Linked DNA regions of Mus musculus: region 1 is linked to region 2. Evidence: chromatin contacts called from ENCODE Hi-C or POLR2A ChIA-PET data. All regions are on one chromosome and are shown on one strand. Each heading gives the region's core, a stretch centred on a gene start or an enhancer-like site at or near the end of the contact. The rest is flanking DNA. Distances are from core to core; before and after follow the strand shown. Region 1 holds the start of Hif1a (hypoxia inducible factor 1, alpha subunit). Region 2 holds the start of L3hypdh (L-3-hydroxyproline dehydratase (trans-)).

Region 1 (2,898 bases), core at 44-2,543, 1.8 Mb before region 2:
AGATGTTTCATAAACTTACACTGAATTCTCATGGAAGATTTCACACTTCAGATGTATGGTTTTTGGAAACAATTCTTTTCAGGTGTTCCAATAAATTTTCAGTATTTTAACCGACGGCTTTCATCATATATAGCCCCCACTCCATGAAATTACCGGCCTAAATTTAACCAAAACTATCCGTAAGTTATTTTCAGGAGTGAACGAGGCAGCCACATATTGATACATAACGTCTGGGCTCTCCTGACAGGTGATGCAAACACAAGTTTGTAGAAATTGGAAGTTGTTTACAATGATGCCATTTTCCTAAATTCCCGTTACTCTGATGGAGGCAAGTTTTTCCAGATTACAACCAAACCCGCACGTGCAAACTAGAAAGTTAGCGTCTTCGGGCCCCCAGAAGAAACTCCCTAACCTACAAAGGCAACGGCGGCCGCGGCGCAGCGAGGCGGCTCGGGGGAGCCCCGGGTCGGCCTCGGAGGGCCTCGACCCCAGGAAGCTGGCAGCGCGCACAGGGTCCGCCCGGGGCCCGCTGCTCGCGGCTAACGCGGAGGACGGGGAGGGAAGGCGCGGGAGCTAGAGGCGTACTCGGCCCTGGCCGGCTCGGCCGGATGGGCGCGCGGGGCAGGCTGGGCTGCGACGGCGCGGGGCGGGTGTCCGGGGCGGAGACCCCAGCCCCGCCGAGCGCAGGGCCCGCGACTCCCACCCCCAGCGCCAAGATGGCGACGTGGACCGCGGGGGAGCCCGGCGCGTGAGGCTGGGGGGGACGGAAGGGGAGCGGAGACAAAAAAAAAAAAAAAAAAAAAGCCAGTCCACGGAACGCGGCGGCCCGGCTTACTTTTTCTTCTCGTTCTCGCCGCCGGCGCCCTCCATGGCGAATCGGTGCCCGCGTTGTCTTCCCGGCCGGCGGCCCCCGGGCTCGCTCGGGCCTAAACGCCGGCTCTGTCCGCGCGCGCGGAGAAAGAGACAAGTCCAGAGGCGGGGTGGGAGGCGGGACGCCCCCCGGGACGGCGAGGCGGGAGCTGCAGGCTGCGCTCGCTGAGCTCCGGCTCGGGTTCCTAGGCGCTCCTCCGGCTAGCTTGTCAAGGCCTGGCTAGACACTGCCCGCGACGGCGGCGAGGACAGTCCTCGCGTCCCCTCAGCCGAGGAGGCTCTGTGCACTGAGGCGCTGAAGCAGCGGCAGGGGGCGGGCAAGGGCGGAGGCGCGCTCGGGCGCGCGGCGAGGGGAGGGAAAAGCCGAGGGGTGCGCGCGCCCGCTCAGCACCCAACGCGCGCGCCCGCGGGCCCGCCTCACCTGAGCGGAGGCGGGTTCCCGGAGAGCCAATGGTGAAGGACGCAGGCGGCCAGGCCCCACCCCAGCCCACGTTGCTCTCAGCCAATCAGGAGGAGGTCAGCTGAGCCCCAGCTGGGACGAGCTGCCCCGCTCACGTGCTTGTCTGTGTGCAGCTAGGGAGGGAAGAAAAAGGGGCGAGCGACGGGTGCGGCTGAGCCCAGGTCTGGGGGTGGGGGGGTCTCTGCACCTTCAATGGAAAGCTGCGTCTGGCTTTGGGAGGCGCTGCTGGAGCGAGTGGGCTGCCAAGCTTGGGTCCGAGCCTGGCTCGCACCGCCCCGGCTCTCTATAGAGTTCTCTGAGGCTCGCTTACTCCTTAGCTGCGTGGCTGGACCCGGTCGCCGCCCATCCCGCCCGAGTTTCCAGTTGAAAAAAAAAAAGCCAACTTTGCGTTCTGGCAGCCAGCCCCCCTGATGTTAGAGTGGGGTCCCTCCTTCCCAGGTGACCGACACCACTCAGTCTCCAGTCTCCGCTCTTTGCTACACAACAAGGGAAGTCTCCAAGTGATTAAGATTTTCTGGGCCAAAGTTTGACTACTGAGCAAATGCAGATAAAAATATAAAACAAATCCGTCTTGCCAAACCTCTCAAGGGGAGGGAAGTTGCAGGGCCATTTAAAAATAAACTATCTTAAGCATTTACAAATAAACAACAGCTTCAATAAGTGAGAGCACAAGCCTGAATTTGACAAGACAGGAAAAGGCATTGAATAGACTTATTTTGCTTTCATGTTGCTTTAAAAACTGACAAAGATCATCTTAAATGGATGCAGAAAAGGTGCAAGAATTGTTTCAGACTGAGTTTAGTTCACTGTTTAGACTGAAAGAAGAACAAGTCCTTCAACCTACAGACCTTGACAGGACTGCTCACCGGCTATGCTGGGAGCTATGGATTAAAGCCATCATTTTTAGTCGGTCTTTGGAAGCATAAATGTTAGGTCTGTGGGTATGGTGTGTGTTTGTTTTAAAAGTATTCCAAGCCCAACAAAGGAACACTTCGTGCCCGTGTGTGTACACACACACACACACACACACACACACACACACACACGTGTTATAGACACAACTGAGTCTGAATCTGGGGTCTCTGAAACTGACCTGACACTAGACTGTTTAGTATCTCTTCTTTGCCTTGTTAGTACATTGTTACAATCTAACTTTGGGTTGTATAATAATGTAGATATCTATGGTACATTTAAATTGCATTCAAATCCAAAAACAATGCCCTCTAGAAATACACATAATGTCCAGGTCTAATAAGACAATAAACAATGCATGAAGCAACTCAATACTCATAAAGATATGATTACAGCTGGAGATTTAGCTCGGTAGTAGAGGAGTGGTCTAGCATGCACAAGGCCCTGGCTTCAAAAAAGAAGTTAGGACTATATAAATAGATTTGAGCACTATTTTTGTTTGAAATCTAGAACATACCTCTGAAAGAGCTACAGGGTATATATAAAAAGAGTAAAAGACCAAAACTAATTACTTGTTTTTCATTTTGTTTTGTTTTTAATCATGGAAATATATATACATATACATACATACATATATATATGTATATGTGTGTATA
Region 2 (2,700 bases), core at 189-2,688:
GCAGTCTAAGACCCTTTGTGAAGGGCTTAATGTATTTACATTTGATGTCCAGTGTAATAGTGCACGCCTTTCAACCCAGCACTATGGAGGCGGAGGCAGGTGGAACTCTGCGTTCGAGGTTAGCCTGGTCTACAGAGCAAGTTCCAGGTCGACTAAGGCTACAAGGACAAACCCTGTCTTGAAAAACAACTATTACATTTGAGGTTGAAAAAGCAAGTCTCGTGGCAATTAGGTTCTGCTTCCTTGTCCTGTTCTAACTCTGCTTCTAATTCTGAAGTCAACCACCAGGAATGCTTTCCTGGACAAGAACAAAGGGACTGAAGGAAGGGACACAGGAAGAGCACAACAAAGACTCAGCCTTTAATTCTGCACAAGCGCTCTTCTCCAGCCATTCTGGAGCAGACCATCCCAACCCCGGGAGAAGTCAGTGCCTGGGCTCAGCGCAGCCAAGGGCCAGGCTGCTCGCTGCAGCAGAGCTGTCGGCCCGATGGCGAGCCCAAGACAATGCGAGGAAAAGCAATAGGAAAAAAGGACAGAGACACGCCCGCAGCCTAATCGACCACTTACCCATTGGCCACACTAGGTTCCCCTGAGAAGCCGGGGATCAGCGGGTCCGAACGCAGCGCCCGAACATCCGGGCCACAGCGCTCTCAGCCGCTCCGCCTCCCGCTAGCCTGGCAAGCACGCTGGAACCCCGCCCCTGCTACATTCGGCTCCGAGTCCCGCCCCACCACCGCTTCCCCCGCTAGGGGTGTCGGGGGTGCACGCGGCGGACTTCCAGGCCTAGGATTCCCAGAAACCTAGTTTCCTAATCTAGGCTTGGAAGCCTCTCTCTCTCTCTCTCTCTCTCTCTCTCTCTCTCTCTCTCTCTCTCTCGCTTCCGGGTTTGAGCTCAGAGGCTCCACCTTTTCCGGGTCCAGACTCAGGTCTCGTCCCCGCCCTGCCTCCAACTTGAACTGGTCTCCACCGCCTCCAGTGTCTCTTTGAAGGGGCCCTGAGGTCCCGCCCCCGTTTCCTAGACGAAGCTCGTAGCTCCGCCCACCCCGTGCATTCAAGTCGCCGAGGCCTCGCTCCTACCCTGCATTGAGGTCTCCGAGGACCGCCCCCATCGTGCGGGCTAGTTTTCTAGGCACCGCCTCCGCAGAGTAGTCTCTGGAGCCCCGCCCCTATTTTATTGGCTCCTTTTCTAGGCCCTGCCCCTGCCGCGTGTCTAGTCTCCGAGGCCCCGCCCCCGCCGAGCAGTCCAGCCTCCGAGCCCCGCCCCGCTGCTGGAGCAAGTTCCGAAGCCCCGCCCCCTCCGTGTGTTCAAACCTCTGGAGCCACGCCCCCATTTGGGGGGTCTAGTTTTCTAATCCCTGCCCACGCTCCCTGTCCTGTCGCCCAGGCTCGCCCCTGTTGGGAGTCTAACTCTGAATCCTGCTAGCTCGGGCGCGCCCAGTCTAAGATTCCGGACGCTGGTCGCTGGGTGATCTCTGCTCGCCGGCTTGGCCCTGAGATTGCCACCGGTTCTGCGCGTTCTCCCGTTGGGTTTGGCGCTTTCTCCCTGCTTGGAGAGAGCACCACCGCGCTGTGCGGCAGTCCCTGGACGCAGACAATGGAGGCGGCGCTGGCAGTGACCCGGCTGCCCCCAAACGACCCGAGGACGCCAGCACTGTCGGTGGTGGACATGCACACAGGCGGCGAGCCTCTGCGCATCGTGCACGCCGGGTGTCCGGAGGTGGCAGGGCCCACGTTGCTGGCCAAGCGTCGCTACATGCGTCAACACCTCGACTACATCCGGCGGCGGCTCGTGTTCGAGCCCCGCGGCCACCGGGACATGTACGGGGCCATCCTGGTGCCCAGTGAGCTGCCAGACGCACACCTAGGCGTCCTGTTCTTGCACAACGAAGGCTACAGCTCCATGTGCGGTCACGCGGTGCTAGCGCTGGGCCGCTTCGCGCTCGACTTTGGACTGGTGCCCGCTCCCCCAAAAGGCGCCCGGGAGGCTCAGGTCAACATCCACTGCCCGTGTGGTCTGGTGACCGCCTTCGTAGAGTGTGAAGGTGGCCGCAGTTGCGGCCCTGTGCGCTTCCACAGCGTCCCAGCCTTTGTCCTGGCCTCAGGTAAAGGGTGAGACTCACTAGACCCGGTTGAGACAATCCGCGAATCTAACCACTGCTCTGTGGCTGAATATATCTGCGCAACTAACCCACCCTGCCTGCCCTTGCGATTAATAAAAAGGTAATTCCAAATTACTGCAAACACGCTTCAGTGTCTTTGCCTTACAGGTTTGGTGGATGCAATTCTGCTGTCCTGCTGAGCGGATCCATGCTCACAAGGCCTGGGGGGAGCTTAGAGTGGAATGCGGATGAATTGTGCGCTTCCTTTTTTTAAGATCCTCATTCCTTGCTTGTCAGGATTCATAGCCGCTTCACAGTAGACTGAAGTTAAGGACCAAAGGACAGTGTGTGTACCAGAGTTCGAGCATAGCTTAGAATATGCTTGGTAAGAACTAAATGACTCTGAAAGGCACTAAATTTGTAAGCAAAGCTATTGCTGTCCTTGTTGAGAAACAAAGTCCTTGGCTGGACACACAAGTTCACAACCCCTCAAAAGCCATCCAACCTTAGGCAAAGTTCACAGACTCCTTGACTGAGTCTGTACCTTCATTTTATCTCAGAGGTTTTTGTGGTTAGTAATGAGGGTATGAAACATTGTTAA

Evidence for each region. Hi-C counts contacts between places; a loop is a spot of excess contacts on that map. ChIA-PET counts read pairs that join two places held with the same protein, here RNA polymerase II (POLR2A).
Region 1: a loop to region 2 is called in a map of T-helper 1 cell, with 10 times the contacts of the local background. The contact joins the promoter of Hif1a here to the promoter of L3hypdh in region 2. A Hi-C loop is called at or near these places in 1 of 37 maps with a recorded cell type or tissue (T-helper 1 cell). POLR2A ChIA-PET finds 5 or more read pairs at or near these places in 1 of 5 experiments (Patski).

The regions. Positions count from the first base shown.
Region 1 is chr12:73,906,262-73,909,159 of GRCm38, reverse strand. It overlaps Hif1a (hypoxia inducible factor 1, alpha subunit), which reads right to left and starts at 1,293. Exons shown (of 15, transcript NM_010431.2): 1 at 836-1,293. The coding sequence starts at 870.
Region 2 is chr12:72,084,051-72,086,750 of GRCm38, reverse strand. It overlaps L3hypdh (L-3-hydroxyproline dehydratase (trans-)), which reads left to right and starts at 1,438. Exons shown (of 5, transcript NM_026038.2): 1 at 1,438-2,102. The coding sequence starts at 1,595. It overlaps Jkamp (JNK1/MAPK8-associated membrane protein), which reads right to left and starts at 912. Exons shown (of 7, transcript NM_024205.2): 1 at 568-912. The coding sequence starts at 571.